Linked DNA regions of Homo sapiens: region 2 is linked to region 1. A link is an interaction called in ENCODE POLR2A ChIA-PET data of the cell type or tissue named here. Cell type or tissue: Panc1. All regions are shown on one strand. Links, peaks and the distances in the headings refer to the core of each region. The heading gives the core; the rest is flanking DNA.

Region 1 (10,930 bases), core at 3,084-7,083:
GTATATTTTTAGCTCTCCTGGATGTATCCCTAGTAGTGAAATTGTGGGATCATGTGGTAACTCTACATTTAATTTTTTTGAGGATCTGCCATACTGTTTTCCAAAGTGGCTGCACCATTATGCATTTCCACCAGCAGTGTATGAGGGTCCTGGTTTCATCCACAACCAACACTTGTTTATTATCTGACTTTTTAATTATAGCCATCCTGGGTATAAAGAGATACCTCATAGTGGCTTTGATTTTGATTTCCCTAATGGCTATGATGTTGAGCATGTTTTTATGTGCTTATTGGCCATTTGTAAATCTTCTTTGGAGAAAGACCTGCTTAATATATTCAGGTCCTTTGCCAATTTTTGAGTTGGGTTTACTTTTTGCTGTTGAGTTTTAGGAGTTTTCTCTGTATTCTGGATATTACTCCCTTATCAGATACATGATTTGCAAATATTTTCTCCATGCTGTGGGGTTTTTCTTTTTTTCACTTTTTTTGGATTATGTCCTTTGAAATAAAAAGTTTTTATTTTGATGAAGTCTCAATTTATCTCTTTTGTTTGTTTGTTCCTTGTACTTTTGGTGGCATGTCTATGAAACTGCTACTTAATCCAAAGATTTACTCATATGTTCTCGTCTAACAGTTTTGTAGTTTCAGCTCTTACATTTATGTCTATGATCTGCTTAATGTATTATTGAATATTTCTCCATGATTTAACGTTTTTCTTTCTTATAAGTGGAATTACCAAGTCAAAGATTGCATGTTTTTTTTTTTTTTTTGAGATGGAGTTTCGCTCTTGTTGCCCTGGCTGGAGTGCAATGGTGCAATCTCTGCTTACTGCAACCTCCGCCTCCTGGGTTCAAGTGATTCTCTGCCTCAGCCTCCCAAGTAGCTGGGATTACAGGCCCCCACCACCGTGCCCAGCTAATTTTTTGTATTTAGTAGAGACGGGGTTTCACCATGTTGGTCAGGCTGGTCCCCAACTCCTGACCTCAAGTGATCTACCTGCCTCGGCCTTCCAAAATACTGGGATTATAGGCTTGTGCCACTGCGCCCGGCAAAGATTGCATGTTTTTGAGACTTTTGATACATGTTCCAGAATTCTTGTGACCGTTTTCTTCCTGTCATTTCTACCCCTCCCTATCTGTCTCTCCACTGCTCTGGTTCAGGCCTTCACCATCTCTTGCCTTGAATTTTACAGTAGCCTCCTACCTGTTCCTGATGATGTCAGTATAGTGTGTGTTAAGTGCAGTGGTGTGGTGGTGGGTGCTGTGGCAGTACAGAGGAGGGGCACCTCACTCAGTCTGATGGTTTGGGGTGGGGGGTGGTGAGAAGGGGTTGGGGAGGGCGTCAAGGAAGGCTTCCTGGAAGTAAGTAGTGAGCTGATTCTATAGGTGGAATGGGCATTAGCAAAGCATGAACACGGAGCATCAGCATCGTGGGCTGGAGAGCAGAGAGCAAGTGCAAGGTCGCGGTGGTGGAGGCGGTAGAGCACGCTGGTCCGGATAGTGGGCGCTGGCTCTGCTGCTTCCTGGCTGTGTGTTCTTGGGGGAAAGGGACTTCCCCTCTCTGTGTTTTAGTTTTCTCTTATGTAAAATGGGGATAGTAATAGTAGCTAACTCCTAGGATGGTTGCAAGACCAAATGAGGCAGCATATATTGAAGTTCTGGCTGGGAGAAGCAGGTAGATGAGGTCATTTATGGGGTCTCTTGATGTACAGGAGGCAGCCATGTATACAGGTTTGGAGCTGAGGTGATGGAGATGGTTTTGTTATCTACAGGGCTGGCTAGGATAGCGGATACAAGCTGGTCTTTAGAGTTAGACCAGCTGGGTTTGGATTTCAGCTTCACTGCTTGTTAGTTATGTAACCCTGAGCAAGCCGTTTCGTATGTGCCTCAGGTTTTCGTCTGTAAAATGAGAATTCTTGCTCATAAGAGTATTGCAATTTTTTTTTTTTTTTTTGAGATGGAGTTTCGCTCTTGTTGCCCAGGCTGGAGTGCAATGGCGCGATCTCGGCTCACCGCAACCTCCCCACCACCAGGTTCAAGCGATTCTCCTGCCTCAGCCTCCTGAGTAGCTGGGATTACAGGCATGTGCCACCACGTCCGGCTGATTTTTGTATTTTTAGTAGAGATGAGGTTTCTCCATGTTGGTCAGGCTGGTCTTGAACTCCTGACCTCAGGTGATCAGCTTGTCTTGGCCTCCCAAATTGCTGGGATTACATGCGTGAGCTACCACACCTGGCTTTTTTTTTTTTTTTTTTATAATAAGGTCTCATTCTGTCACCCAGGCTGGAGTACAGTGGCATGATCATGGCTCACTGCAGCCTTGATCTCCTGGGCTTAAGCTATCCTCCTGCCTCAGCACCCTGAGGAGCTGGGACTACAGGCGTGTGCCACCTTGCCCAACTAATTTTTATAGAGATGAGGTTTCGCCATGTTGCCTAACCTGGTCTTGAACTCTTGGGCTCAAGTGATCTGCCTGCTTTGGCCTCCCAAAGTGCTGGGATTACAGGTGTGTTGTGAATAATAAATGAGTTGATATGTAAAATGCTTACAATAGTGCCTGACACATCATGCTGTGTGTGTTAGCACTTTTTGCTGGAGAAGTTTTTAGTGGTTTAGGAACAAGGTATATTTGATTGCTTGTACAGGGTTCTGGTAAGTCTGAATAGAGTGGGAGATCCAGCCAGGGGCCAAAGTTTTCAGTGCCTCAAAGTTAGCTGCCAGAGGCCTGCAGATGTCAGCAGCAGGAAGGGGAGAGGGTGATACGGCCAGTGGAATAAGTAAGAAAAGGGGAGGAGTTTGTACAAGAGGGTGGAAGAATCATGATCCTGATGTGGCAATGAATAACAATAGCCATAGCAATGACTTTTGGCCAGGTGCGGTGGCTCACGCCTGTAATCTAGCACTTTGGGAGGCTGAGGCGGGTGGATTGCCTGAGCTCAGGAGTTCGACACCAGCCTGGTCAACATGGTGAAACCCCATCTCTACTGAAAATACAAAAATTAGCCAGGTGTGGTGGTGGGCACCTATAGTCCCAGCTACTCAGGAGGCTGAGGCAGGGGAATCTCTTGAACCCAGGGGGCGGAGGTTGCAGTGAGCCAAGATCGCGCCACTTCACTCCAGCCTGGGCGAAAAAGTGAAACTCCTTCTCAAACAACAACAACAACAACAACAAAAGTGTTTTTAAATGAGCCGGGCCATGGTGGCACGTGCCTGTGGTCCCAACTACTCAGAAGTCAGAGGTAGAAGGATCGCTTGAGCCCAAGGAGGTTGAGGCTGCAGTGAGCTGTGATTGTGCCACTGCACTCCAGCTTGGGCAACAGAGCGAGACCCTATCTCCAAAAATAAAGAAATCAATAAAGAATATTACAGAAAGCTTGGGCTATGGGAGTAGGCAGTCTCTCCAGGGTGCCAGAATTCTGAGGGTTTCTTCGCCTTCATGGAGGGTGAAGAGTCATTCCTGCCTGAGTTGGTAAAGCCAAGGTTGCCAGCAAAACGGAGTTACAAATCCCAGCCTCAGGAGGAGGGGCAGTTGGGAGGCCCAGCAGCAGCTGTTTGAACCTCTGGCAATTGGGAGTGCACCATCTCTGCTGGTGGGGGCTGGCCTTGACATCCCGTGGCTGCCAGGGGATGTGACCTCCCTTGGTTGCTTTCTCTGTATTTGCGATAAATCCCAAAGCCCTTTGCTGGTGTCTCGGTGGTGGCACATGGGGGCAACCCTGTAGGCAGGGGAGGGGGAGCCTGTTCTCAGACAGCTGCAGAGGTAAGGGAGCCTCCCAGAACAGGGTCTTGGAAATTGAGTTGCTGGGTCTCGAAGATGCAAAAGCAGGTTCAAACGGTAGCTGCTGATTACCCTCCATGAGGCCGCCGCAGCCTGAGCCTCGTGGGCAGAGTCAGACCCAGCAAGGTTGGCCTGGGGCCCCACTGAGGCCCAGGGCCTCTCCACCAGAAAGGCCAGTGCAGGTGAAGAGCCATCTGGCAGAAGATGGGGACACTAGGCTGAGAAAAGTGGTGAGAATATTTGGAGCTGCTTGAGATAGACCTGTGGGACTGTCTCCCTTATCAGAGGCCGAGCCAGCACCTGTGGAGGCCGGGAGGGCTGGCAGGTGTCAGCAGGGGACTGAGGCTTTGGCAGCTTCTGCTCCAGGCTGAGTTGCAGCCAGGCCTGGGACCCCCACCGGTGCGGGCAGTTAATCTCCGAAGGCCAGAGTCACCACCACTAGAGAGCAGGAACATTGAACTTTTCAATCACATTAATTTCCACAGGAAATTGTTGTCTTCCTTTTGTCCAAAGGTTAGTGATTTATATTTACCATCCTCTTAACTAGCCTTGAAATTTACTGTTGCCAGGTCACCACCGGCATCCATAAATTTCAGGGTGGCAGCTGAGCATAGCCAAGTGGCTTGGTCCTTGGAAGGGTGCATGCCGGCCCTTTTGGGAGGGCAGATTAACTGGCTACAGACGGTCCTTGTACAGAAGTCCCCCTGAGGGGGCGGGTATTCACTTTGCAGGGGAAATGAGATGAGGTCTGTTTGACAAGGTTGCAGGGAGGCTTCCTCAAAGGCAGCCCTGGTGGTGGTGGCGGCTGGTTTGTGCCTCTTAGCATATCACCAGCTGTGGATGGGGTGGCAGCACAGATGGTGCTGGAGTAGTTTAGGGTGGGGAGCAGGGGCCAGATTCCCAGCCCTACACTTTGCTTAGACAAGTACCTTAACCTCACTCTGCCTCAGTTTCTTCATCTGTAATAAGAGGACCTGCCTTAGAGTATTGTTATAAGGGTTAAACCTCAATAAATATAGGCTATTCTCTGGCAGGACAGGGTAGGTGGCTTGGTATGGGCCAGAGTCAGCCTCATGTCCCTGCCTGCACTGTCCTATCCATTTCTCCTTTTAAGACTTTCTTGTTCCCGGGAGGCTGAGGTGGGCAGATCACTTGAGGTCAGGAGTTCGAGACCAGCCTGGCCAACATGGCAAACCCCCTTTTTTACTCTTAAAAAAAAAAAAAGAAAAAGAAAGCTGCACATGGTGGTGGGTGCCTATAATCCCAGCCACTCAGTAGGCCGAGGCAGGAGAATTGCTTGAACCCGGGAGATGGAGGTTGCCCTGAGCTGAGATCGTGCCACTGCCCTCCAGCCTGGGTGACAGAGCAAGACTCCATCTCAGAAAAGACCCTCTTCTTCCATCTGCTCATGGAATTAGAACAGGGGCTGGCAAACTTTTTCTGTAAAGGGCCAGTCAATATTTTAGGCTTTGTGAGTCGCTCGATCTTGTTGTAACTACTCTACTCTGCTGTTCTTAGTGTAAAAGTAGCCATAGACCCTAAGTAAATGATAAGTGTGGCATGTTCCAATAAAAGTTTATTTGTGGACAATGAAATTTAAATTCCATATAATTTTCACGTGTCACAAAATATTCTTTTGATTTTTTTTTTTTTTTTGAGACAGAGTCTCACTCTGTTGCCCAGGCTGGAGTGCAGTGGCTCAATCTCGGCTCACGGCAAGCTCCGCCTCCCAGGTTCATGCCATTCTCCTGCCTTGGCCTCCTGAGTAGCTGGGACTACAGGCACCTGCCACCACGCACGGCTAATTTTTTTTTTTTTGTATTTTTTTGTCTTAGCCAGGATGGTCTCAATCTCCTGACCTCACGATCCGTCCGCCTCGGCCTCCCAAAGTGCTGGGATTACAGGCGTGAGCCACCGCGCCCAGCCGATTTTTTTTTTAACCATTTAAAAATGTGAAAATTAGTTTAGCTCGCAGGCCATACAAAAATAGGCAGTGGGCTCAGTTTGGCCCCGGGGTTGTAGTTCGCTGAGCCCTGGATCAGAAGAGGAAAGGGCGTGGACAAGGTATTTACTTTCCTCACTTGGGCTGTCTTCGAGTCTCTAAAGAAAGGTGCCCTTGTGTTGGTTTGTCCGGTGACCCCATGGTGCCTCCTGCAGAAAGGCAGCTGGAGCAGCACGGGGTGGGAACTGGTGCATGCGTGCTGGCAGGATGCCTGGGCCTGGCACCCGTTGTTCCCTGCCTGCAGCAGCCGGAGTGCTGCTGACTCTGGATTGGGCAGTCACCCCCGCCCCCACCCCAGCTCTGGTGTTGACAGTCCACATCTGTGTTTCAGAGAACAGCCCCAGCCCAGGTGGGAAGGAGGCAGAAACTCGGCAGCCTGTGGTGATTCTCTTGGGCTGGGGTGGCTGCAAGGACAAGAACCTTGCCAAGTACAGTGCCATCTACCACAAAAGGGTGAGTACTCTGGTGCCCTCTCCCCTGGGCTGCCGTGAGGGCTGACCACCTTTGAGGCAGGACTGGGAATGGCTTTAAGAACAGCCTCTAGAGTTCGAGACCAGCCTGGCCAACATGGTCAAACCCTGTCTCTACTAAAAATACAAAAATTAGCCGGCCTGGTGGCACGTGCCTGTAATCCCAGCTACTTGGGAGGCTGAGGCAGGAGAATCGCTTGAGCCCAGGAGGTGGAGGTTGCATGAGCAGAGATTGTGCCATTGCACTCCAGCCTGGGTGACAGGGTGAGATTCCGTCTCAAAAAAAAAAAAAAAAAAAAAAGCCTGTGAGGAAGGCCATGGGGTTATAGGGACTTGGTGGGATTATCCCCACTTGGCTGCCAGCTCTGTGGCCTGGCGTGACCCCTTTGGTCTCCTGATGGCTTCCCCTTCCTTCCTCCCTGCATTCCACAATGGGCAGCCCACCCTTGATGTGCCCTACAGTTGTAGAGTCAGCCCAGGCTCCAGTCCCTATTAACTGGCCAGTGCCTCTGCGGGCAGCAGGAGCCAGGGCTGGGTGTCTGGACATAGCTTGTACTCCCAGGACCTCCTCCTTTCCCACCAGGTGAGTTTCTGTCTTATGACTGCCCATGGCACCTTTCACATTCCCAGACTAGTAGGGCCTCTTGGAAAAGAGATTCACGCTTCTTCTCATCCAACCAAGGTTGGATATAGAGACTGTGGTAACTGCAGAGGGCCTTAGCAGGACCTGGTTATATTTTGGAAGCCTCTCTCACATCTTGGGCCTCCAGCTCCACCTTCCCCTCCTCAGCCCAGATCTCTCCCCCAAACAGCCTCCTGCAGGGGTACCCATACAGACAGCTCCAACTGCCAGCTGGAAGCCTTGGACTGAGCAGTGGGGGGGCACCTGGGAGAAAGGCCAGCTGAGCCCCCTTTCCCTCAGCATCCCTCCACTCACCCACGTCCACATCCCGCCTGACTGAGGTGTGTGGTGGCCCTGGAATGGGAGAGAGACTGGGGGAAAATGTAGTTCTGAGCTTGAAGTCTCTCCCCGACCTCCGAGGCTGGGGCTCTGGTGTTGCTTTTTACAGACAGCCTCACTGCGGGCAGTTTCAGCTGCGAGTTCTGCTCACTGGGCTCGGCTTGTCTGGCTTCTTCATTAGCCTGAGATCCTTGAGGGCAGGCAGGGGGACCAGGAATAGTCAAGTATGGCTGGGATGAAGAATGAAGGGACAGGTACCCGGCAAGAGGTGGGGCTTGGAGGGGGTCCTCAGGGTATTTAAGCAGGGATGTGATGTTAGATTCGTGAATCAGAAAGTCCCTTTTGGCCTGGCGCAGTGACTCATGTCTATAATCCCAGCACTTTGGAAGGCTGAGGCGGGCAGATCACTTGAGGTCAGGAGTTCAAGACCAGCCTGGCCAACATGGTGAAACCCCATCTCTACTAAAAATACAAAAATTAGCCAGGCATGGTGGCGCACACCTGTAGTCCCAGCTACCAGGGAGGCTGAGGTGGTAGGGATCGCTTGAACCTGGGAGGTGGAGGTTGCAGTGAGCCGAAGTCGCACCACTGCACTCTAGCCTGGGCAACAAAGTGAGACCCTGTCTCAAAATAAACAAAGTTCCTTGCTGCAGAGTAGCGGGGAGATTGGAGGGGTGGGGCAGGAAGCCAGAAGTGAGTTTAGAGGGGCTTGCCATGATCCAGGGATAGAGGGTAGTCAGGACCTTGGAGTTGGGGGTGTCGGTAGAGGTAAGGTGATGGATTGAGGAGTTTGTCAGGAGGTAGAATGGTAGTTTAATGAGAGATTGGGCATGGGCACAGGGATAGGGAGGTTCCCAGGGTAATGCCAGGTTTCTGGCTGGGCACCTCCTGGGTAGAGGGGGGTGTGTTTTTTGAGACCGGAACACTAGAAGAGAATCCATAGGCTCTGGAGTGGATGAGATCCCCCAGGGAGTGTGTAGAGGGACAGAAGAGGGCCTAGGACAGTCCTGAGGAACCCAAACTTAATGGAGTGGAAGATGAAGAGGGTCCTACAAGGAAAGGAGGAGTGGCCAGAGATGGATATGAAAACCCAGGAAGGTGTGGCAGAATCTGCAGAGTCTTTGGGAAATGGGCCGTTGTACAGGGCAGGGGTAAAGATGCTACTTGGGCAGAAGGCATGAGGGAGAAAGTAGATGGAGTAAGATCCCAGAGAAGGCAGAGGTGTTGAGGTTGCAGGGTTGGGGGAGGGGTAGTCTTGGAAAGGAAGACTTTCCAATAGGGAGGACAGGATGAATGTAGAGAAAAAAAAAAAGTCCAACCCAAAACTCTAATATTTTATTATTTAAAAGAAAACAAGGTGGATGCTGTGGCTCATGCCTGTAATCCCAGCACTTTGGGAGGCTCAGAAAGGAGGATCACTTGAGCCTAGGAGTTTGAGACCGGCCTAAACAGCATGGTGAAACCTGATCTCCACAAAAAAAATTGAAACAATTAGCCAGGCACGGTGGTGCGTGTCTGTAGTCTTAGCTACTTGGGAGTCTGAGGTGGGAGGATCACCTGAGCCTGGAAAGTTGAGGCTGCAGTGAGCTGTGATCGTGCCACTACACTCCAGCCTGGGTGATAGAGTGAGACCCTGTCTCAAACAAAACAAGCAAAACAAAACAAAAACACCATATTCTAGCACCTAGAGATGACCTCTATTTACACTTAGTGTATATCCTTCCAGCTTTTTGGGGGGGTATATCTTCTCTTTACCTACATGAGACCTATTGAATCTACTGCTTTGTATCCTGCTTTTTTCAGATCATGATCTCCACCTTCTTGTTTGATCTCATTTAGTTTCCAGTCCATATTCAGATTCCCTAATTGTCCCTAAAGCATCCTTTACAGCGGATGTGCCCCAAACAGGATCCAATCTAAGATCACACATTGCATCTAGTTATTTTGTTTCTTCTTAAGGCTCTTTTAAATCCAGAACTCTTCCCCTCCCCACCTGATTTTAGATTCAAGGTCTCACTCTGTCACCCAGGCTGGAGTGCAGTGGTGCAATCATAGCTCACTGCAGCCTCAACTCTTGGGCTCAAGCAATCATTCTGCCTCCAGCCTCCCGAGTAGCTGGGACTGCAGGCATGCACCACCACGCCAAGCTAGTATTTTTTTTGTTGTTGTTCTTTTTTTTTTTTTGAGAGAGAGTCTTGCTCTGTCGCCCAGGCTGGAGTGCAATGGCGTGATCCCGGCTCACTGCAACCTCTGCCTCCTGGGTTCAAGCAATTCTGCTGCCTCAGACTCCCAGGTGTCTGGGATTAGAGGCATGTGCCACTACGCCTGGCTAATTTGTGTATTTTTAGTAGAGACGGGGTTTCATCATGTTGGTGAGGCTGGTCTCGAACTCCTGACTTCGTCATCTGCCCACCTCAGCCTCCCAAAGTGTTGGGATTACAGGTGTGAGCCACTGTGCCCAACCATTTTTTTTTTCTTTTTTAGAGATGGGGTCTCCCTATGTCGTCCAGGCTATAGAACAGCCCCTTTTTTCATGTTACTGGCTTATTGAAGAGACTGGGCTGCAAGATAATATTTCTAGGAGTGTGTGATTCCAGATGCTGCCAGGGAGAAACATACAGTGGGGACTGAAAGGCCTCTGTCAGATTTGAGCATTTGGGAGAATGTGGGTGGCCTTAAGCAGCCTCCTCTTCAGAGTCTTGGGAGGGATGCTTAGGCACTCCAGGGCTAGGAGGTCAGGCGGCTGATGGCAAGGTACCTCTGCTGACCATCCCTGTTTAGCCATGGGTCATTTAACTACTGTGGCCATACGATTTTCTCCTTGTCACTACCACATCACTAATTACTGCTGCTGTTGGTTGAGAGTTTACTTTGTGTCAGGTACTGCTTTGATCATTTGAGATACATTTTTTTTCATCTAATTTTACCCATAACCTTATGAGGTGGGTGTTATCCCAATTTCACCGTAATCTTATAGATGGGGACCCAGACTCAGAAAGTAGTAAGCTGCTCCTTGTTCTTACTATTGATACATAGTGGTGCCAGGAGTTGAACCCGGACCTGTCTGACCCCAGCACTCTCCAAAGTCACATTCCCCTGACAAAGGGCCCTTTGTCTCTGAACAGGAGGATGAGAGGGGATTAGGAGCCAGGCATGGTGGCTTTTCTAACTGACCTAGAAGGGGACCTGTGTGGAGATTGTGGCACCCTTGGCCCAAGCGTGAGGAATATAGAAACCTAGAGGGAGTTTGGGCCCAGATTATAGAATTCGAGGAACAAGTGTTTACTGTATTTGGAATTTCAGGGCAGATATGAGGAGTGATCCCAGGCCGGGGAACCAGGGACATTTGAGTGTCAGGTCCCTGAGTCCAGAGAGTATGGACTCTGTTTTTAGGAGCCTGGGAGAGAGGGAAGGTGACAGTGACCAGTGATGAAAGTGATGTGGGCCTGGCTCAGAAGTGGCCTCTGGTGGTCAGGGCTGGCGCCTGCAGGCCAGCTCTCGGGTACTGGTCTCATGGGGGTACTACTTCTGTCTGGGAGGTAGGGACAGTGCAGATCTGAGGTGCTGGGACAGGGTATAGCCAAGCAGTGAGGCCCCATCCCAAATGTGCAAGGCCTAGGATGGGAGTGCGGGGCACAGACAGGAGGGAACCAGAGTAAAGAGACTTCCTCTGGTCAGCCCAGGTGTCTCCAGTATATGCTTCAGGCTCTGGGCCTCAAAT
Region 2 (10,930 bases), core at 4,087-8,086, 230 kb before region 1:
CAATTAGCCAGGCATGGCACGAACCTGTAGTCCCACCTCTTTGGGAAACTGAGGCATTAGGATCACTTGAGCCCAGGAGTTCTAGGCTGCAGTTTTGATCATGCCTGGGTGATGGAGCGAAACCCTGTCTCTGAGAAAAGAAAGAAAATAAGGAAATGAAAAGATAAGAACTCTTCCAACTCAAAAAAATCACTAACAGCCTAATTTCAAAATAGGCAAAAGACTTGAATGAACATTTCACCAAAGAAAATACACAAATGGCTAACAAGCACATGAAAAGATCCTCAACATCATGTCATAGGGAAATGCAGACCAAAACTTTGATGATACTGCTTCACACCCATTAGAATGGCTGCAGTTTTTTTTAAGTGACAGAAAAAGCAAATCTATAAATCTATAGAGACAGGAGGCAGATTAATGATTGCCTGAGATGTGATAAGAAAGGGGATTGGTTTTTTTTAAATTATTATTTCAACTGTTATTTAGATGTGCAAGTATGTTACATGGTATATTGTGTGATGGTGAGATTTGGGTGCGATTGAACCCATCACCCAGGTAGTGAGCATAGAACAAAACAGGTATTTTTTCAACTCTTGCTCTCCTCCCTCCCCCTGGTTGTGTATCCTTGTTGTCTGTTGTTCCCTTTTTTTTTTTTTTTTTTTTTTTGAGATGATTCTCGCTCTGTTGCCCAGGCTGGAGTGCAGTGGCATGTTATCAGCTAACTGCAACCTCTACCTCCCGGGTGCAAGCAATTATCCTGCCTCACCCTCCTGAGTAGCTGGGATTACAGGTATCCGCCAGCACACCCAGCTAATTTTTGTATTGTTAGTAGAGATGGGGTTTCACTGCGTTGGCCAGACTGTTCTCAAACTCCTAACCTCAAGTGATCCACCCACCTTGGCTTCCCAAAGTGCTGGGATTACAGGTGTGAGCCACTGTTCCCAGACTTTTGTTCCCATCTTAATGTCCATGTGTATTCAGTGTTTAGCTCCCACTTATAAGTGAGACCATGTAATATCTGGTTTTCTGTTTCTACATTACTTTGCTTAGGATAGTGGCCTCCAGCTGCATCCATGTTGCTGCAAAGGACATGATTTTGTTCTTTTTTATAGCTGCATAGTATTTCATGATATATATTGCACTACATTTTCTTTATCCAGTCCACTGTTGATGGGCACCTAGGTTGAATCCATGTCTTTGCTATTGTGACTAGTACTGTGATGAACATGCAAGTACACTTGTCTTTTTGGTAGAACAATTTCTTTTCCTTTGGATATATACCCAGTAATGGATTGCTGGTTGAGAGGTAGTTCTAGTTTTAGTTCTTTGAAATATCTCCAAACTGCTTTCCACAGTGGCTGAACTAGTTTACATTCCCACCAACAGTATATAAACATTTCTTTTTCTCCACAGTCTCACCGGCATCTGTTGTTGTTGTTGTTGTTTGACTTTTTAATAGTAGCCATTCTGACTGGCATGAGGTGGTATCTCATTGTGGCTTTGATTCATATTTCTCTGATGATTAGTGATATTGAGCATTTCTTCATGTGTTTGTTGTCTGCCTGTATGTCTTCTTTTGAGAAGTGTCTGTTTATGTCCTTTGCCCACCCTTTAATGGGGTTGTTTTTTGCTTGTTGATTTAAGTTCTTTATAGATGCTTGATATTACACCTTTGTCATTTGCATAGTTTGAGAATATTTCCTCCCATTTCTGTAGGTTGTCTGTTTACAGAACAGTAGTTTCTTTTGCTGTGCAGAAGCTCTTTAATCAGATGGAAAGGGGAATGTTTGATTATAAACAGTCATGTGAGATCTTATTTGAGTAAAAGAAATGTTCTGTAACTGGATTGTGGTGATAGTTTTATAGCTCTGTACATTTTCTAAAAATCATTAAATTGTATGTCTAAAACAGGTGAATTTTATGGTATGTAAATGACACTTCCATAAAGCTGTTTGTTTTGTTTCATTTTGTTTTGTTTTGTTTAAGACATAGGCTGAATGCAGTGGCTCATGCCTGTAATCCCAGCACTTTTAGAGGGCAAGATACAAGTATCGCTTGAGGCTGGGAGTTCAAGATTAGCCTAGGCAACATGGTGAAGCCCCATACAAAAATACAAAATTAGCCAGGTGTGGCAGCTTGCTCCTGTGGTCCTAGCTGCTTGGGAGGCTGAGGTAGGGGGATTGCTTGAGCTCAGGAGTTCAAGACCAGCCTGGGCAACATAGCGAGACCTTGTCTCTACCAAAAATAAAAAAAATTAGCCAGCTGTAGTGATGCATGCCTGCAGTGCCAGCTACAGGAGGCTGAGGCAGGAGGATCACTTGAGCCCAGGAGGTAGAGGCTACAGTGAGCAATCATTGTGCCACTGCACTCCAGCCTAGGCAAGTGGCTATCTCCAGTCAGAGCAAGACCCTGTCTCTAAAAGTAAACATAAAAACCTACAAGGCAGTCGAAGCCAAGCAACACAGAGTTAGAAGACAACCAGGCATCTATGACTGGAATCTTCTTTTTTTTTTTTAACCATACTCCCCTTCCCTGTGTATTTATTTTTATTAAATAGAATGACCTCAAACATTACAAGCATGGCATTTTTTACACCTAGGCAGATGCCTTAATTTGACCTCATTTATTCATTTATTTGTTTATTCAACAACTATTTATTGGACATTTACTCTGTGTCAGGCACAATGCTAAGTGCTAAGGATGTGAAGATAAATCTCTGCTCTACTGAATTTCAGTCTAGTGGGAGAGAGAGAGACAAGTAAATAGTCTATTTCTTTACTATATGTTAAGTTATCCAATAGAGGTAGATACCAAGTTTTGTGGGAGCACAAACTTCACTGTTGTCAGTGAAGGATTCCTAGAGGAAGTGTATCCTGGGGTGAGTCCTGAGGAATAAATAAGAGTAGCAAGTTAGGATTATTCATAGAATTTTACTCCATCTTCTGTGAAGATGGAGAATACATACCAAATTGTGGAGGCAAAAGAAAGCATGGCATGGTCTGAGGAAAATAGGATAATTAGGGTAGAAGCAGGAAAATGTTTGTTATAAGAATTGTGTGTAGGAATTTATAATAGAGGCCAGGTGTGGTGGCTCACACCTGTAATCCAACCACTCTGGGAGGCTGAGGTGGGTGGATCACTTGAGACCAGGAGTTCGAGACCAGCCTGGCCAACATGGTGAAACCCCATCTCTACTAAAATACAAAAATTAGCTGGGCATGGTGGTGTACAACTATAGTTTCAGCTACTCGGTAGGCTGAGGCACAAGAATTGCTTGAGCCTGGGAGACGGAGCTTGCAGTGAGCCGAGATCACGCCACTGCACTCCAGCCTAGGCAACAAAGCAAGACTGTCTCAAAAAAAAAAAAAAAAAAAGTTAACGATCAAATAGAAGAAGGTAGATTATCAGTGATATGATGTCTCACCAGATTTCTTTAGAATCGTAAAAGCCTCAGAAAGTATGCCATAGGGTTTCTAGGGAAAACACCTTTTATGTGGTAGAGTCAGGGCTGGGGTCCACTGTCCTGGTCTCCCCAGAAAGAGATGTAGGCAGCATGCCTCTGACCCTCATAAACTTACCAGTGCCTACTACCTGATAATAGAATGGAGACCATGTTACCTGATTGTGAGCCTCTTCTTTCTTTCTTTTATTTTTTATTTTTTTGCAGGCATCCTAGAATACGTTTCCACACGGGTCTTGTGGATGCCCACCTCTACTGTTTGAAAAAATACATCGTGGATTTCCTAATGGAAAATGGGTAAGAAAAAGGGTGGTAGAGTCAAACCTACAGTACTTAACAAGCTACTTTGTGAATTCCTTAAATTTTAAACCTTCATAATTTAGATAACCAGTTTCTAAAATTAGCACAATAGCACAGTTAGTTCTCATTTTTGTTTTAGAAATGAAATTATGTCATCAATATAGTGTTGTTTTATCTGTACCACAGAGTCCCCTGCTTATATTTTTGCAGCGTGTGTTATAATAAATCAGCAAAATATTTTGTAACACTTAACGGTAACCCATGATGCCTCTTTCTGCCCAGTTCCAGGCTCTTCTTCCCTCCTTTGACAGGAGTGAGCTCCACAGCCCTTATGCTGTTTGTCTCTAATTACATGTTCTCCTAGGCAGTTATCCTGTAGATGGGCCCTCTTAGCAAAGGGCTACAGACTTAACCATAGAAGAGAAAAAGGAGAGCAAGTTTCCCCCCAATTTTAGAAAAGAAGCCCACTTCAGTGAGTGCAGAGAAACAAAATTTGGCACATTTTCTGATTTTTTTGTTTGTTTGTTTTAGAACAGAATTGTAGGACTTAAATAGTTTCCAGAGATTGTGTCTGGCAGATCACCGGACTTGAGTTTTCAAAGAGAAAACCCCTTTTGCAGTTGATCTCAAGGATTTTTTATAAGAAAAGCAGCTACAGTCCTCAAAGGAACAGGTGGAAAAAGATTTAATAACTGCATGGTTAAGAATAGGAGCAGCTAGCTTCCCTTGATGACTGCTGGATAAGTTTGGAAAGTTCACCAGTGCTATCCAAGGCGGAAACTTATCTAGGTGAACAGATACCACAGTAGCAAGAGGTATCTCCGACCATCTGGAGAAAAGAATTTGAGAACCTGAGTTTAAATGCTAGCTCTGCCTTTGGCTGATGGACTTGAATATATATCGGAATATTAAGAGGAAGGAGGATTGCTCCCCTGCCCAGTATGATCTTTCTTGCAGTGTCCTACCTGTCACCCCCCCACAACACTTGCTAAGTTCCTGTGGAGAGGCCCATGTAGAGCCAATGGTAAAACAAATCATTTGGACTTTTAGAAAGCTTTCCCAAGGATTGTTATAGCTCTGTTTCCCCTACCAAGGACACAGTTGCCCTGCTCCCTTCTGACCTCTGAAAAATGTTTTCATTCCATCTACACATACTTATTAAGCACCCATTATGAGCCAGGCATTGTGCTAGATCAACCATGGGATCAATGATAAATAAACAGATATGGCCCTGCCCTCATGGAAATTACAGCCTAAGCTCATGGTGGAATGTGGAGACCTTGCTTTTTAGATAGCAGGGTAACTTGTTGCCAAGATTTAGAGGGTGATCCAAGAGCTATTTCTCAGTGACCAGTCTAAGCTGTTTGTATTCCAAAAATGAAATTAACTCTTGGCCATTGAAGGGTTTATTTTTCACTCCCAAATAAAAATGAAGCCATATGAAATGAGCCTAGGCCTTGATAGGCAGAAGAGAACACAACTGTGTTAGAAAGGATGACTTTTTAAAAAATGATTTACTATGGAAAATTTCACATAAATGCAAAAGTAAAGAAAATAATGAACTCCCATGTATCCATCACACAGTTTCAACAATTATCAACTCATTGTCAATTTTGTTTTATATATGCCACCGTTTCTCTCCCCCCATTACCCTAAATTGTTTTAAAGCAAGGCATTTTGATATAATTTCATCTGTAAATATTTTGATATAATTTCATCTGTAAATATATTTCAGCATGTATAGTTAAAATATAAGGACGCTTCCAGGATAAGGATATTTAAAATAGATATATATTTTATGTATATGTACATATATATATATAGAGAGAGAGAGAGAGAGGCTTTTTTTAAATAAATACCTTAATATCATTATCACACCTTCAAAAAACTGACAGTGCTTTCTTAATACTATCAAAGAGGATTGTGGCTTTTGGTGTCTGTATATGCAGGCAGTTTTACAGCAAACCTAGTCATCTCATCCTGGTTGTTATAGCTTATTTGTAGTTCATTTGGCCACTACCAGTTAGTTATTCCCACACCTGGCAAGTGTAACACAATGGTGTGTGTACCTTGAGGACAAGCCTGAAGTTTGTGATATGGCTATAGGTCCTGGCCAGAAGCTCTGCCAAATGGGACTTTCCCAGAACCTGCTGCAGTAGAGAATGATACAGAGCCTCAGCACATACTGTTTCCCCACCTCAAGATCTGTTTAGGAGACCCTTATCTCTTTCCTCCCCGCATCTACCTTGACCTCTCAGAGTCGCTACAATCAAAGAGCATATATTGAAAATTGATATATTTCAATATATTGGAAAAAGTAAAAAGGCACAGCAGGGCAAATTAGAATGTTACTTGAGGGACAGTCTTTACTCCTGGCTGGAATAGTGAAGGTCTTTGAAAGGTTGTGGGAGATGGGATTGAATTGGTTGGTGGTAGGTAGCAGCATGTAGAAGGTCTTGAAAGCTGAGCAGGGAGTTACAGATCTTTAAACAGAATAGTCTTACAGGAAATGAGCAATGATACAACCTGGCAAGTGAACATAAACCATTCTGCATGGGAAAGAGATTTCTTCAAGATAAGTAGGAGGCACTTATAATCATCTGGTCATCAGATGATGACTCCTTTAGGAATGGAAAGGAAAGAGTAAACCTAGGAGACACAGCTTCAAGAAAGGACTGTTGTAGCAATCCTTTGTTATATTTTACCTCTGAGAGTTAACATATTCTACCCTGTGTTATTTATGTAGAAAAGCATCATGTTTTCAATAAAGTCACACTTAGGTTTTGTTATTTGTTTACATGTTAACATTTTCCACTCAAATTCTTTGAGAATGGATATCTACCTGGATTTGTAAGGCATTCATTATATACTTGGTGAATGAGGGAAAGGAGATGTAGTGACAGATAACAGAAGCAGTTTAGTATTAATACATTAATAGTGGAAGAAGAGAGGTGGGTTTCTACAGTTGACCAAGCAGAAAAGCTACAGGGAGAGCTGCAGAGAGAAGAAAATCTGTACTCTCTTTGATGAGAATTTAGTAACTGTACACATTTTACAAGTTTTTTATCCACTTCTGAGTGTAGTATGATAGATGAATGTTCCACAGAATCTCTTGAACATTTTAATTCAAAATGTGTTGGATTCTGTGTCCAGGGCCAAAGCAGATCTTAGTCTGAGTATTGTGACTGTGATTCCTCTTGATAACTGAGTGTTCCTCCCTGTTTTATAATGTCAGCTGGTTTAAGCCTAAAGAAGCTGATCTCTTAGGAGATCTAGAAGCCCAGGTATTGGCCCAGCTCTTTGCTTGCCTTAGTAGGAGCTGCTCCTAGACCTGAGTCAGGGCCCTAGATTGTCACTGGCCCTATGAAGGACTCAAGCAATATGCCAATATGCCAGCTTTGTGAGCTAAAGCCATGGGCAATATATACCAGGCAATGTATACCAGGATTAGTCTTGATTTCCTTTTAGTATAGAACCTCCCCCGCTCCCCACCCCCACCAGCCCCATTTATCTTTCTCTCTTTAAGAGACTTAAAGATTAGTCTCCTTAACAGGGAGAATTGAGGCTGATTACTTCCTTCTTGTCCAGAAGTATCCACGGTTACAGTCAGCCTCTTATAGTGTTAGAATCTGATATTGCCATGCAGTACTTACAGTCTTGGGGTTGGACCTTCAGAGCAGGAAGAGAGAGGAAAGAAGAAAATTTAACCACCTACTGTGTACCAGGCACTGTGCTGGGTGCTTTTCACATATATTCATTTCTTACAATAGTTCTCTCATTAGGTATTATACTCATATTATAGAGGAAGATAATGCTCAAAAGTCATTTGCTCAATATCATGCAGCCACAGCCTCAACAAAATCCATCACTGTTTAATTGATTGCCAGCAACATCCACCACAGATGTCGGATATCTCTGTTGCCAACATGCTTATATGCACATGCACATGATTTGCACTTGAAAGAGTAACAGAGCAGTCACAACTTCCTTGCCTCAGCTATGTCAGGATACAGAGAAATAAGGATAGGACCCACAAAGTGAAGTCAAGAGTTGGGGATAGGCAGCCATGGCAAGGTCAGAATCAAGGTAATAATTAAAGCCACATACAAAATGAAGTTATGTTAGCTGGGCATGATGGCATATACCTCTAGTCTCACCTACTCAGGAGGCTGAGGCAGGAGGACCACTTGAGCCCATGAGGTTGATGCTACAGTGAGCTATATATGATGGCACCACTGCACTCCAGCCTGGTAGACAGAAAGAGACCCTGTCTCTAAAAGAAAGTTAAAAATTAAAAAAGATGAAAGTGTAGAATAGCTAGAAAGCCACGAGTAAGCACAAGACAGCAGAGTGGAGATAAGCAGAGATGAGGGACCAGATAGTGCTGTGAGAGGCTGGCAGTAGTAGTCTTGGTTTCTTACTGTTCAGTTCAGGCATCCATTGATTTGGCTGTACTTGGTTTCCTTACATATCCTTAGATGTCCTAGAGATTGCACAATGTGTCCTTTACTTCAATAACAACAAAATTAAGCTAAGAGTATGTGACTTACACACCTTCTCAACAGGGCTGTTATTGGGTGGCTGCATACTGATATCTGAAGATGCAGGTGCTGCCAAGATTAAATCAAGGTAGTCTCCTTTGAACTTCCTAGTTGCATTCATTTTTATCTCTGGGACTTCTAGAAATATTAGTAATATTAGTAATAGAGAAACGTATTTAGAATTCATTACATTTCCAAATTAGGAAAGCTTTACTTTTTTTTTTTAAGAGACAGGATCTTGCTCTTTCGCCAGGCTGGAGTGGAGTGCAGTGGTGTGATAACAGCTCACTGCAGCCTCCACCTCCTGGGCTTAAGTGATCCTCCCTCCTCAGCCTCCCGAGTAACTGGGACTACAGGCACTCACCACCATGACTGGCTAATTTTCTTATTTTTTGTAGAGATGGGGTCTCAATATGTTGCCCAGGCTGGTCTCAAACTCCTCGGCTCAAGAGATCCTCCCACCTAGGCCTCCCAAAGAGCTGGGATTACAAGTGTGAGCTACCAGGCCCAGCCAAGAAAGCTCTACCTTCTGTATCCAAAAATCTGTGTGTTTATGGGTAAAGAGACAGCAAGCAGAGAATTCTAAATCCTGTGGAAAGTGCTTTGGTTGAACTAAGCACAAGATGCTAGTTAATATGGTATAGTGGAAAGAGCCATGGACTATAGGACAGATGTGGAGTGACTTTCAATTCTATCAGTTATAAAAGTTGTATTAACCCTAGGCAAGATAGTTAACCTCTCTAAGCCTTGATTTCCTTCTTTATAAAATAGGGGCCAGGTGCAATAGCTCACGCCTGTAATCCCAGCATTTTGGGAGGCTAAAGTGGGAGGATGGGCTGAACTCAGGAGTTCCAGACCAGCCTAGGCAACATAGCAAGATGCCATCTCTACAAAAATTACAAAACATAAAATAAGAATAGTAATACCTATCATAAGCATTGCTATAAGAACTTGAAATGATCTGTATTATTTTCCTAGCATAGTACCTCAGACATGATACCTCCTCACACATGATCAAAAAGCAGTACATATAACTGTCTTTACTGTGAGAGCATAGAAGCCTACAAATGTTATAAAAGGCTTCCAAGCAGAGATCATATTTGAGAAGGGTGTTATGACTTGATAAATTTTCACAAAGTGAACATACCTTATGAGTACTATATTCAGGTTAAGAAACAGAACATTGCCAGAATTCCAGAAACTCCCCTCATTCTATCCCCCTACCCCACCACATACACAAAAGTAATCACTATCCTGAGCATTAAATAAGTGTAAGGAGATGGGATGAGATTTGTACTTTAGAAAAATCACTGTGTCTACAAAATAGAGGATGGATTGAAGGAAGAAGAGACATGATCAGATTGTACTTCAGAAATATTCTGTCAGCTGGGTGCGGTGGCTCATGCCTGTATTCCCAGCACTTTGGGAGGCTGAAGCAGGAAGGATTACTTGGAGGTAGGCAGGAGGATCACTGGAACCCAGGAGTTCACGACCAGCCTGGGCAACTTAGGGAGACCTCATCTCTACAACAAATTTAAAAATAAAAAAATTAGCATGGTGGCACATGCCTGTAGTCCCAGCTACTTAGGAGGCTGAGGTGGGAGGATTACTTGAGCCCAGGAGGTCAAAGCTGCAGTGAGCCATGATAACACCACTGCACTCCAGCAGCCTGGGTGACAGAATGAGACCATCTTTAAAAAAATTTAAAAATTTAAAAAAAGTCTCTTTTTTTTCCCATCTACCGTATGAAGGATAGATTTTGTGGATAAAACTAGAGGGAGAGAGACCAATTAAAAGCAGGTACAGGAATCCAGGCAAATGATGACAGTAGTCTGGACCAGGCAGTGGCAGTAAAGATGAAGAGAAGTTGAAAGTCTTGACAGAGATTTAGGGGATAGAATCAGCAGTGCTTGGTGATTGATTATATGTGAGGAGTGGAAGAAGAAGTCAGGCTGTTTTGTGAAAGGGCCATTTATCACAAAGCAACCCCCAAATGCAGAAGGAGCTGAGAAACCAAAGAAGAAGGCAGACAAATCTAGTTTGACAGTTTTGGATGATTTATTAGGGCAACTTATAGACAGAGTCGTGGTCTTGGGTGGGTGCAAGACAGGTAGATCTCCACACTGCAACCCCCCAGACCCAGAGCCTATACCTTGGGGAAAAAAAACATATATGCTTTGGAAGGAATTTTCGAAAGTCAAAGCAGTTTATGACCTTAAGGCATTTAGCAAACCTAATATCTGACCTGCCTAATTTAGACCAAATGTCTTTATTTTACCAATAATCTTTAACATTTTTTATTTCCCAAAGATTACTAAAGTTACGTGAACTAAAAGGCATTACAGTTTTTATTTTTTTCAAAATATTTTATTTAAGTGCTTATTTTTCTTTATGCCAATTAATTAGAGCTTTTACATAAGCATCACACACATAACATATGTATAAACTACACAGACAGACAGAAGAAGATCCAGTAGTTGTAAGATTTTTCATTTGCCAGTTTCTTAATTGGATTACTGGCCTCACGGTAGAGCCCTTCAAGAAACAGGTCTAGGAAAACATGCAGTTTCTGGGGCCTAATAAGCAGGCACAGCTGGAAGACAAAAACAGACCCCCAAAATCAAGAGTC

The links. Peaks named below come from ENCODE experiments on the same cell type or tissue, not always from the same donor. Only the 100,000 strongest peaks of a DNase experiment are listed, where the experiment ranks them.
Region 2: POLR2A ChIA-PET joins it to region 1 with 5 read pairs; 3 of 35 experiments call an interaction of 5 or more read pairs at or near these places.

Annotation. Positions count from the first base shown.
Region 1 is chr1:44,655,475-44,666,404 of GRCh38, reverse strand. TMEM53 (transmembrane protein 53) reads left to right here. Exons shown (of 3, transcript NM_024587.4): 2 at 6,110-6,231. Among named protein-coding and RNA genes, the nearest start is that of SNORD145, 10 kb to the left of the region's middle. RefSeq lists an enhancer at 1,436-1,515. In Panc1, for the core only: no CTCF peak of the experiment used is centred there; no DNase peak of the experiment used is centred there.
Region 2 is chr1:44,890,182-44,901,111 of GRCh38, reverse strand. It overlaps EIF2B3 (eukaryotic translation initiation factor 2B subunit gamma), which reads left to right. Exons shown (of 12, transcript NM_020365.5): 6 at 3,668-3,757. Among named protein-coding and RNA genes, the nearest start is that of PTCH2, 52 kb to the right of the region's middle. RefSeq lists a silencer at 10,768-10,930. In Panc1, for the core only: no CTCF peak of the experiment used is centred there; a DNase peak (open chromatin) is centred at 6,351.